Linked DNA regions of Homo sapiens: region 1 is linked to region 2. The links are chromatin loops, found by intact Hi-C in ENCODE. Cell type or tissue: HCT116. All regions are shown on one strand. Links, peaks and the distances in the headings refer to the core of each region. The heading gives the core; the rest is flanking DNA. Region 1 overlaps RAP1GAP2 (RAP1 GTPase activating protein 2). Region 2 overlaps RAP1GAP2 (RAP1 GTPase activating protein 2).

Region 1 (5,372 bases), core at 247-5,246, 82 kb before region 2:
TTTTGAGACAGGGTCTCACTCTGTCACCCAGGCTGGAGTGCAGTGCCACATTCATGGCTTACTACAGTCTTGACCTCCAGGGTTCAAGCGATCCCCCTACCTCAGCTTCCCAAATAGCTGGGACCATGGGTGCTTGCCACCATGCCTGGCTAATTTTTGTGGAGAGACATGGTCTCACTATATTGCCCAAACTGGTCTCAAACTCCTGAGCTCAACCAATCCTCCCGCCTTGGCCTCCCAAAGTACTGTAATTACAGGTGAGAGCCACTGTACCTGGCCTATTTTTCTACTTTTATTTTTTTCTACCACAATTACTTTAATAGATGGCCCCTCCCTACCCTCCCCCATCTCCGCCAAGCTTGCATCCATCAGATAACCTGTCAATTCCATTCTTTCCCCCAGGAGATCTCACTTCCAGAGCCCCCCCATCCTCTAGTGATAGTATCCTCCCAAGAAAGGGTGCAAGGGTGTGAATTTTTTTGAGCTCTTGCATATTTCAGAATGTCTTTATTGGTTGATAGTTTGCCTGGGTGTGAAATTTTAGGTTGAAAATAATTTTCTTTGAGAATTTTGAGAGTTATAACATCATTGCCTACTAGATTCCAGAGTTGCTGTTGAAAAGTCTGATGATATGCAGATTCATATTTCTTTTCTTTTTTTTTTTTTTTTTTTTTTTTTTGAGACAGAGTTTCACTCTCGTCTCCCAGGCTGGAGTGTAATGATGTGATCTCGGCTCACTGCAACCTCTGCCTCCTCGGTTCAAGCGATTCTCCTGCTTCAGCCTCCCAAGTAGCTGGGACTACAGTCATGTGCCACCATGCCCGGCTAATTTTTGTATTTTTAGTAGAGACGGGGTTTCACTATGTTGGCCAGGCTGGTCTCGGACTCCTGACCTCAGGTGATCTGCCTGTCTCGACCTCCCAAAGTGCTGGGATGACAGGCGTGAGCCACCGCACCCGGCCCAGATTCCTATTTCTCTGTATATGGTATGTATTTATATTTTCTCTCTGGTGTCACTGAGAATTTTTCATTTGCCCAGGTGTTCTGAAATTTCCTGACAGTGTTTGGGATGGATCTTGTGTCTTTACTGTGCTGTGTACTTGGTGGACCCAGAGACTCAGGACCTTCAGTTCTGGAAGATGTTCTTGTACTATTTCCCTGCTAATCTTTCTGTTATGGTGAGACAACAGCCATTTTATTATGCTCAAGTTCTGTGGGTGAGGAATTCAGCTAGGGCGTGTTGGAGATGATGGCTTCTCTCTGCTTTCACAACGTCTGGGGACCTCATCTTGGGTGGCTCAGATGGCTGGAGATGACTGCGACGGTCCACTGGGGCTGTATGTCCGGGAGCTGGGCTGTGTTCTCATAGCATCTACTGGAGCTGAGATGCCCAAGGTGGTTTCTTCATGTGCATGGACTGGGATGTTTGGAGCATCTGGGCATCTCTCTCCATGTAGCCTCTCCATGTTCCCAGCTGCAGCATTGACAGTCTCAGTCAGGCCTTTCACGTGCAGGCTTGCTTTCTCTGGAGCAAATGTTCCTAGAGGTAGAGGTGGAAGCTGTCCTGTGACTCATTCCTGAAAGTGAGGTAATGTTACGTCTGTCTCATTCTGTTGGTCAAGACTGAGTCACAGGGCCAGCCCAGATTCAAGAGGGGAGCACACAAAGCCATCAGCACCAAGAGATGCCAGCTTTGGATACCAGCTGCCAGCTCCCCTCCCCTTTCTCTTTCTGGGAACTTTCTTGGTCGGCTATTTGATCTTTTTTCTCTTCCCTCTTTTGTTTTCTGTATCTTTATGTTTTTGTTCTACTTTTTGGGAGATTTCCTCAACTTAGTCTTTTCATCATATTTCTTTTTCTCTTTTTCTTTTTTCTTTTTTTTTGAGATGGAGTTTTGCTCTTGTTGCACAGGCTGGAGTGTAGTAGCGTGATCTTGGCTCACTGCAACCTCTGCCTCCCGGGTTCAAGTGATTCTCCTGCCTCAGCCTCCCAACTAGCTGGGATTACAGGCACCCGCCACCAGCTACTAGCCCGGCTAGTTTTTTTATTTTTTATTTTTAGTAGAGACGTGGTTTCTCCATGTTGGCCAGGCTGGTCTCGAACTCCTGACCTCAGGTGATCTGCCTGCCTCAGTCTCCCAAAGTGCTGGGATTACAGGCGTGAGCCACCGCACCCAGCCCCCTTACTGTTATTTTAATGGGCTTCAGAAGAAGTGGGATAATAAATGCGTGTGGTCAGTCTGACAGGTTCATCCTGGAAGTCTCAACAGGCTTCAGAATATCTCTATTTATATCTCCTAAAGGAAGTGAGGGTACATAGTTATCACTGCTGAAACATGATTTTTTATTGTGATAAATGTTATACATCCACACTGAATGAATCATAAGATGAATGCGCCTTTCCTCGCCATCCAGGTGAAGGGCGTTTACGGGCTGGGAAAATGCTGATAGCCCACACCTTGTGACTCCCGGCTTTTGTGAGTGGTTTCTGAAGCTGCCGGAGGCCGTGACCTTGTGCGCTGGCTGCCTCTGCTCTGACCATGACGCTGCTCCCCCCATGGAGGCCAGGCAGTGCCAGGCAGAGCCGCTGACTGCGCCCGGGAGGGGAACTGCTCTGTCGGCAGTTTCTGAGTGACGGAGTGCGTTTGAAGGGCTGGGTGCGTAGGCACCTGGCTTGGTGATTTCTTCAGCGCAGGGGAGGTGGAGCCTCTGCCACCCCCTGCTTGGCACGCGCTCTTCCCTGAGCACCGCCCTTCCAGCCCATCCCAGCAGGCTGCCTTCTCACCTCTCCTTCCCTGCCCCTTGGAGGGCTCCTGTTCATTTTTGCTTTATGAAAGCCGGCCAGGCGCTCATGTCTGTGATCCCAGCACTTTGGGAGGCCGAGGTGGGCAGATCACCTGAGGTCAAGGGTTTGAGACGAGCCTGGCCAACATGGCGAAACCCCGTCTCAACTAAAAATACAGAAAAAAAAAAAAGTTAGGCTGGGCATGGTGGCCCATGCCTGCAATCCCAGCACCCAGCACTTTGGGAGGCCAAGGCAGGCAGATCACCTGAGGTCAAGGGTTTGAGACCAGCTTGGCCAACATGGCAAAAACCCCATCTCTACTAAAAATACAAAACTTAGCCAGGCATGGTGGTAGGCACCTGTAGTCCCAGCTACTTGGGAGGCTGAGACAGGAGAATCGCTTGAACCCAGGAGGCGGAGCTTGCAGTGAGCCAAGATCGCGCCACTGCTCTCCAGACTGGGTGACAGAGCGAGACTCCGTTTCAAAAACAAACAAAAAACCCCCTAAAACCCCAAAGCCCTACATGCTGTCCCTGAGGGCCTCCACCCCTCCCGTGGCCTCAGCTTCCACCTCTGTTCTTGTTACACCTGTCTTTCTGCTTAGGTTTTAGTGCTGTTCTGATCCCATTTGGGTGTCCCAGGGGCCCCTGGCTTGCCGTGCGTCCAGAAAGAGAGCCTTATCATCTGCCTCTCGCAAAGCGACTCTCCTCCTCCGTCTGTATCACGGCTGAAGCGTCCGTCATTCTGTTTTCTGAAACCCAGGTTACTTGGTGTGTTTAGCTCTCGGCCCCCCCTTTACTTTCTGTCACCAAGTCCTCTTAATTTTGCTCCCGAAATGCCTTATGACTCTGACCCTTTCATGTCATTTCTGTGGCTGTGAGCGCAGTGGAGGGCAGCGCCCCTCGGCCCCGTTTCGGTCTTCCCCTGGCCCCTCCCTTCCAGCCGCTCCGTTCTCTCTCTGCTGCTTGCAGAGTCCTCCAGCAAAGCTCTGCAGGTCATGGGCACCCCGCCTCGGGCCCCTTGGCTTCCTTCCTTTGCCCTCGAGAGAGGGTTCAGCATGCGGCACCTTTTCCCAGCGTCCGCACAGCGCCGGCACTGTTTGTACTGTGTGTGTGTCACCTGTCTCAGGCCCATAATGTTTTCCTTCAAGCGGCTCAGGTGTTACAACTTCAGTGGACTTGTTTCAGAAGGCACCTTTACGTCACTACCATAAAAGGAAAATCAGGGTGGCCTCCCACAAAGAGGGTCTCTGTCAAAGCTCAGTAAGTGACTGTTACAGTGAAGACCACCCCAGGTGCCCTCGGGGGCCCGCGGGGAGGCAGGCGTCCACTCTGGGAAGCCGTGGGCCATGGGATCTCCTCCCCAGCGGGCCCCTTCTCCTCCTCAGAGGCAGTGTAGCACCGTGGTAAACGCCACAGACCCTGGGGCCAAGCCTGCGCCCAAGCCTCACTCTGCTCCTTTCCAGCAACATGATCTTGGTCCGCTTAACCTCTCTGAGCCTCATTTTCCCTGCTGTAAAAGGGGTTAATACTATTTCCTTCAGTGGATTGTGGTATTAAATAAGAGAGTGTACATGGATCACTTCACACAGTGCCCTAACCCTTGAGGCCTGTTTGCTGGCATTTGCCCTTCCCCGCTACTTTTTTTTTGAGACGGGGTCTTGCTCTGTTGCCCAGGCTGGAGTGCAGTGGCGCGATCTCGGCTTACTGCAACCTCCGCCTCCCGGGTTCAAGCAATTCTCCTGCCTCAGCCTCCCGAGTAGCTGGGATTACAGGCGCCTGCCACCATGCCTGGCTAATTTTTTGTATTTTTAGTAGATATGAGGCTTCACCACATTGGCCAGGCCGGTCTCAAACTCCTGACCTCTAGTGATCTGCCTGCCTCGGCCTCCCAAAGTGCTGGGATTACATCTGTGAGCCACCGCGCCCGGCCTGCCCTCCCCTTTTGCCAGCCTGCTGTGCCCTCGAATGGTGTGATGTGTCTCCTGGGCATTGCGACACTGGTGGTCTCTCCGTCATGCTGGTCACGTTCCTCTGCGTCCTGCTTCTGTGCCCTCCCCTTCCCCGCTTCTCCCGTAGGTCACTGCTGGCCTCTTCTCTAGGCCTAGATCAGCCGTTGCCTCCTGTGCGATCCCGTAGCTGGTCTCCCAAGGAGAACCAGACCTCTCCTCCCTGTGACCTCATGGCACTTGATTCTGTATCTCTTGTTTCACCCCATGACCCCACAGTCCATGTTTGGCACTCGGGTCTTTCAGGTGGGTGTGCCGTGCCTGCAGGATGGTTTTCTGCATTTTGCCCGGATCATTTTCTCAGATGCTTGTGAATCACACAGACGTCGCCTCCCACGCTGAGACACTACCCTTGGTCCCCAAGAACTCAAAACACACAAGAAGACGTTTGGCCACTGTCCCCTCCTCGCTCCCTGCTGTGGTACTTGGGCCAGGTGGAGCTGGCTTTCCCATGGCAGTGGGAAGGAGCACCGGAATGGGAGTCAGAGATCTCAGGGTTGAGGTCCAGCTCTCGTATTTTCTGACTCTGTGACCCCAGGCTCACATAGAACTCGGAATCTCTGCTGGCTTGGGTGTAAAC
Region 2 (5,372 bases), core at 200-5,199:
TCTACTAAAAATACAAAAACTAGCCAGGCGTGGTGGTGGGTGCCTGTAATCCCAGTTACACAGGAGGCTGAGGCAGGAGAATCCCTTGAACCTGAGAAGTGGAGGTTGCAGTGAGCCGAGATCACACCACTGCACTCCAGCCTGGGTCACAAGAGCAAGAATCCTTCTCAACAAACAAAAGGAAAACAGTAAAATTGTTGGAACTCAAGAAATAATTGTAGAAATAAACAACAACATGGGATAAAATCTAGTCTGTTTAAATAATGAATTTATGAATTGGAAGATAGACCCAAGGAATTCCTCCAGAACACAGCACAGATCAAGAGATGAAGTATATGAAAAAGAAGATATGTGGATAATAGACTGGGAGGCCCCAGCATGTGTCATAAAGACGTTCCGGAAGGAAAGAATAAACTAGTGAACAAATATCCACAAAAATATTAGATGAGAATGTTTCAGAATTGAAGAAACCACACACCGTGCTGCTGAAAGTGATTTAAAAACAAAACAATACTTCTAGACATGCTGAAGTGAAACATCAGAAATAAAAGATTTTAAAAATTTAAAAGAATTTTAAAAGCTGTCTGAGGATACAGACAAGATAATCTATGATCTAATGAGAACTAGGATGAAAATAGATTTCTCCCTATCCATGATAGTTGTTAAAGACAATGGGGCAATATCTTTCAAGTGTTTAAAAAAAGAAAGAAGGGGCCGGGCGTGGTGTCTCATGCCTGTAATCCCAGCACCTTGGGAGGCCAAGGCGGGCGGATCACGAGGTCAGGAGATCGAGACCATCCTGGCTAATACGGTGAAACCCTGTCTCTACTAAAAATACAAAAAAAAAAAAAATTAGCTGGGCGCAGTGGCAGGCGCCTGTAGTCCCAGCTACTTGGGAGGCTGAGGCAGGAGAATGGCGTGAACCCAGGAGGCGGAGCTTGTAGTGAGCCGAGATAGCGCCACTGCACTCTGGCCTGGGCGAAAGAGCGAGATTCCATCTCAAAAAAAAAAAAGAAGGAAAATAACCCTCAACCTAAAATTCTATACCTAGAAAAGCCAAAGACAAAATAAAACTGCTTTCAGACATAAAAAAATGGAGGGAATGTCCCACTCGGGCTCTTTCTGAAAGAATTACTGAAGGATACACTTCAGTCAAAAGAAAAGAAAAACCAGAAAAGATTTAATTAGAAAGTGACAAGAAATAGATAAAATATGTTGATAAATTTAATTACTGATGGTAAAAAGTGGGATTTTTTTTTTTGCATGTTTAAAAGGAGGCTTGAACTAAATTTATAAACAAAAGTAGCAAGGACAATGGGAAGGAAAAAATGTTCAGTGGATAAAAGCATACTCTGTTGTTGCTTATTTGTGCCCCTCAGGAGAGAGAATACAATCTTAGAGTTTGATGAAAAAAATATAAATAGGTGTATTGGAAGATACAGAAATACAGTCTATAGCAAATTAGTAGGAGATAAAAGGAGGATTAACAAAAAGAAAGCAAAAAACAAAACATCAATTGAAGGTAGGAAAGGAAGAGAAAAAAAGGAAAGAAAACACAGGGAACAGAAAATATAAAATGATGGTTTAGAAATAATTTCAGGCCAGTCACGGTAGCTCACGCCTGTAATCCCCACACTTTGGGAAGCCAAGGTGGATGGATCACCTGAGGTCAGGAGTTTGAGACTAGCCTGGCCAACATGGCGAAACCCCATTTCTACTAAAAATACAAAAAATTAGCTGGGCGTAGTGGCATGTGCCTGTATTCCCAGCTACTCAGGAGGCTGAGGCAGGAGAATCACTTGGACCTGGGAGGCAGAGGTTGCAGTGAGCTGAAATTGCGCCACAATACTACTCCAGCAGGTGACAGAGCAAGACTGCGTCTCAAAAAAAAGAAAAAGAAAAAGAAAAAGTTTCAAATATGATAGTAATTGCAATAAGTATAAATAGATTAAATTAGCCTATTACAATACCAGCCTATCAAATTGAATTAAAAATATAGCTATATTCTGCTTATAAGAGACATACCTAAAGAAAAATGGTGTGGAAAGATTTAAAATAAAGGAATGGAAAAAGATATGCTGGGAAAGTACCATGAACGTTGGTATAGCAATAGTAATATCAGACAAAATAGAATTTCAGGACAAAAAGACTAGGGATAATGTACTCCTTTGTAACCTGGAATACTTCTTCCCCACTCCTGATGTTTCCTGTGGCTAGAGGGAATACTTTGGTGTAACACCCGGGCTCTCTTCACCCTCCCTGATGGGCGTGTTTGGGAGCAGGAACTCACGTGTGTAGCTGTGTTCCTTCCCCCTTTTCCTCTTGGACAGAGCTGCCCTGAGGGTGGTCTCCTGTGCAGTTAAGTCTCACCTGAGCAGCTCCATGGGAGGGGGCTTGCCCCTGGCCCGCACTGCCTGTGACTGGGTGGGTAAGTTGGGCTGATTCTGGTATTTAGTTAGACCCGTTTCATCTTCACACTAAGCCGTGTGCTCCCACGTGGTGGAGTGATTTTGACTCCGAACACCTTACTCTGTTGTTTGTTTGCTTTTGAATTTGTTCAGAAACTGGGCAGGGAAAGAGTCCTTTTTCTAGGTCCCCCAGAGGCCTTGGCCTGTGTGATTATAAAGAGGGCACGTTCTGTTTTTCATCACCCTGATGTTCCGTGAACACGCTCTGTTCACCCGGAATATCTAACAGTCATTAACTTGTACTTAATAACGTCGTCTTGAATTTTAAAAAGCAAAACTGAGAGAAATAGAAGGAGAAGTGGATAAACACTGAGTTATAGTGGGAGATTTTGACAACATTGCTGAGAACCCGGTGGATTGAGCAGGCAAAAAATTGTGAGGCTATGGAAGACTTGAAAGATACAGTTAACAAATTTGATCTTGGCTAACATGTATTCTTGCTCTTAGCAAAAGAAAAAAATACATTTTTTCAAGCTCACATGGAGTGGCAAAAAGTAAAAGTCCATGTATTAAAGTCAACACATTTCAAATAATATCATTTAGATTGTGTTCCTTGAATATAAGACAAATTATCAACAATTAAAATACTGGAGGGGAAAAAATCTCATATTTGGAAAGTTAAAAACTTTAAAAAATGACTAATGGACTAAAGAGGAAATCACAAAAGAACTGACAAAATATTTAGAACTAAATGACAGTGAAGATACTGTGTATCAAATTGTGTGGGCTGCAGTTGAAGTGGTATTTAGAGAGAGATGTATAGTTCTAAATGCACTTTAAAAAAAGATTAAATGAGTAAGTATGTAGGTCAGGAAGCTGGAAAAAGAGTAGTTGAAAAAACTCTGAAGAAAATAGAAGGAAGGAAATAAAAAAGACAAGAACCGACTAGTGAAATAGGAAGCAAAAATAAAAAAGGATAGAGATGGTAAAAGAAAAAACTCAGTCTTACTAGATCTTACTAGTCTTTCAAAAGACTAGTAAGATCGATAAACCTCCAGCTAAAACTGATAAGGGAAAACAAGGAAAAGATACAAACAGGCCAGGTGTGGTGGCTCACGCCTGTAATCCCAGCACTTTGGGAGGCTGAGGCGGGTGGATCACCTGAGGTCAGAAGTTCAAGACCAGCCTGGCCAACATGGTGAAATCCTGTCTCTACTAAAAATACAAAAAAATTAGTCAGGCGAGTTGGCGGGCACCTGTAATTCCAGCTACTCGGGAGGCGGAGGCAGGAGAATCACTTGAACCTGGGAGGCGGAGGTTGCAGTGAGCCGAGATCCAGCCTGGGCAACAAGAATGAAACTCCATCTCAAAAAAAAAAAAAAGAAAAAAAGAAAAGAAAAGATACAAATAGTATTACAGCAGTAAAGGTGAGGACGCAGTTAGAAACAAAGATGAAGTCTTCAGAGAATACCAAAAACAACTTTGTATCAATGTGCTTAATGAATGCTTTTATATAAACATATAAATTTCCAAAATTGACTCAATAAGGAGTAGAAAACCTAAACATTCACCACTAAAGAATTTGAATTAGTACGCAAAAGTATCCTCCTATAAAAACAGCAGGCCCAGAGATGTCACAGACTAGTTTTAGCAAACCTTTAAGGAATGAGAAAATCTCTTTATTATACAAACTATTTCAAAGGATCAAGCTGGGCGTGGTGGCTCACATCTGTAATCCCAGCACTTTGGGAGGCCAAGGTGGGTGGATCACTTGAGGTCAGGAGTTGGAGACCAGCCTGGCCAACATGGTGAAACCTCGTCTCTACTAAAAATATAAAAATTAGCTGGGCGTGGTGGCGCATGCCTGTAATCCCAGCTACTCGGGAGGCTGAGGCAGGAGAATTGCTTGAACCCGGGAGGCAGAGGTTGCAGTGAGCCGAGATTGTACCACCGCACTCCAGCCTGGGCGACAGAGTGAGAGACTCCGTCTTAAAAAAAAAAAAAAAAAAAAAAAAAAGATGAGAAGCAACCCAGCAATTTTATAAGACTGGAATAACACCTTGATATCAAAACCTGGCAAGGGAAGCACAAGAAAATAAAAAATAGGCCAGTGTTGCTTTTGAACAGAGCTGTGAAAATCTAAATAAAATACAGTAGTCTCCTCATATTCATGGGGGAAATATTCCAAGACCCCCAGTGGATGCCCAAAATGTCAGATAGTCCCAAACCTGATTGCCGTCAATGGAAACACATCTGTTTATATCTTTCACCCACACATGTCATCCTCTTTTCACCTTAACTAAGCATTTATGCACTGTGGGCATAACTTTTGCAGTTTGAGGTCCAACAGCAAAACTAGCAATAATTTCTTTTTCCTTCTTCACAATTTCACACATAGAAAATTCATCCGTACCATGGATCTCAGCAACCTTAGCATAGAATTTTTTTCTTTCCTTATTAAGAACTTTCACCTTTCGACTTAAAGGAGGCACTTAACAGTTTCTCTTTGTCATATCCAAAGTGCCAGCCTCACTCATGGGCCTTGTACTTTGGGGCCGTTATTAGTATGATAAGGATGAGGGTGGCTTGAACACAGGCGGTGAGATACTGCAACAGTCCCTCCGATCACTGAGATGGCTGATAAGTGACTGATGGGTAGGGAGCGTGTAGGGCGTGGGTATGCTGGACAAAGGGAAAATTCATGTCCCGGGTGGATAGAGTGGGATGGTGGAAGATTTCATCATGCTATTCAGGACGGCACAAAATTGAAAACTTATGAATTATTTCTGGAATTTTCCATGTAATATTTTTTTGGCCGTGGTTGACTGCAGGTAGCTGAAACTGGGGAAAGCAAAACCGTGGATAAGGGGGACTGCTGTATTAATAAATTGACTTCGGCCGGGTGCTGTGGCTCACCCCTGTAATCCCAGCACTTTGGGAGGCGGAGGTGGGTGGGTCACCTGA

What was found. A loop is a pair of places that touch in the nucleus more often than their neighbours do. Peaks named below come from ENCODE experiments on the same cell type or tissue, not always from the same donor. Only the 100,000 strongest peaks of a DNase experiment are listed, where the experiment ranks them.
Region 1: it touches region 2 in a loop (2.9-fold over the local background); 1 of 110 quality-filtered maps calls a loop at or near these places.

What each region holds. Positions count from the first base shown.
Region 1 is chr17:2,891,162-2,896,533 of GRCh38, forward strand. The region is part of intron 2 of RAP1GAP2 (RAP1 GTPase activating protein 2); the gene reads left to right. Among named protein-coding and RNA genes, the nearest start is that of RAP1GAP2-AS1, 72 kb to the right of the region's middle. RefSeq lists enhancers at 1,330-2,529, 2,073-2,856. In HCT116, for the core only: no CTCF peak of the experiment used is centred there; DNase peaks (open chromatin) are centred at 1,600 and 2,560; H3K4me3 peaks cover 1,454 bases; H3K27ac peaks cover 1,641 bases.
Region 2 is chr17:2,973,348-2,978,719 of GRCh38, forward strand. All of the region lies in intron 8 of RAP1GAP2 (RAP1 GTPase activating protein 2), which reads left to right. Among named protein-coding and RNA genes, the nearest start is that of RAP1GAP2-AS1, 10 kb to the left of the region's middle. In HCT116, for the core only: no CTCF peak of the experiment used is centred there; a DNase peak (open chromatin) is centred at 2,244; H3K4me3 peaks cover 1,660 bases; H3K27ac peaks cover 1,313 bases.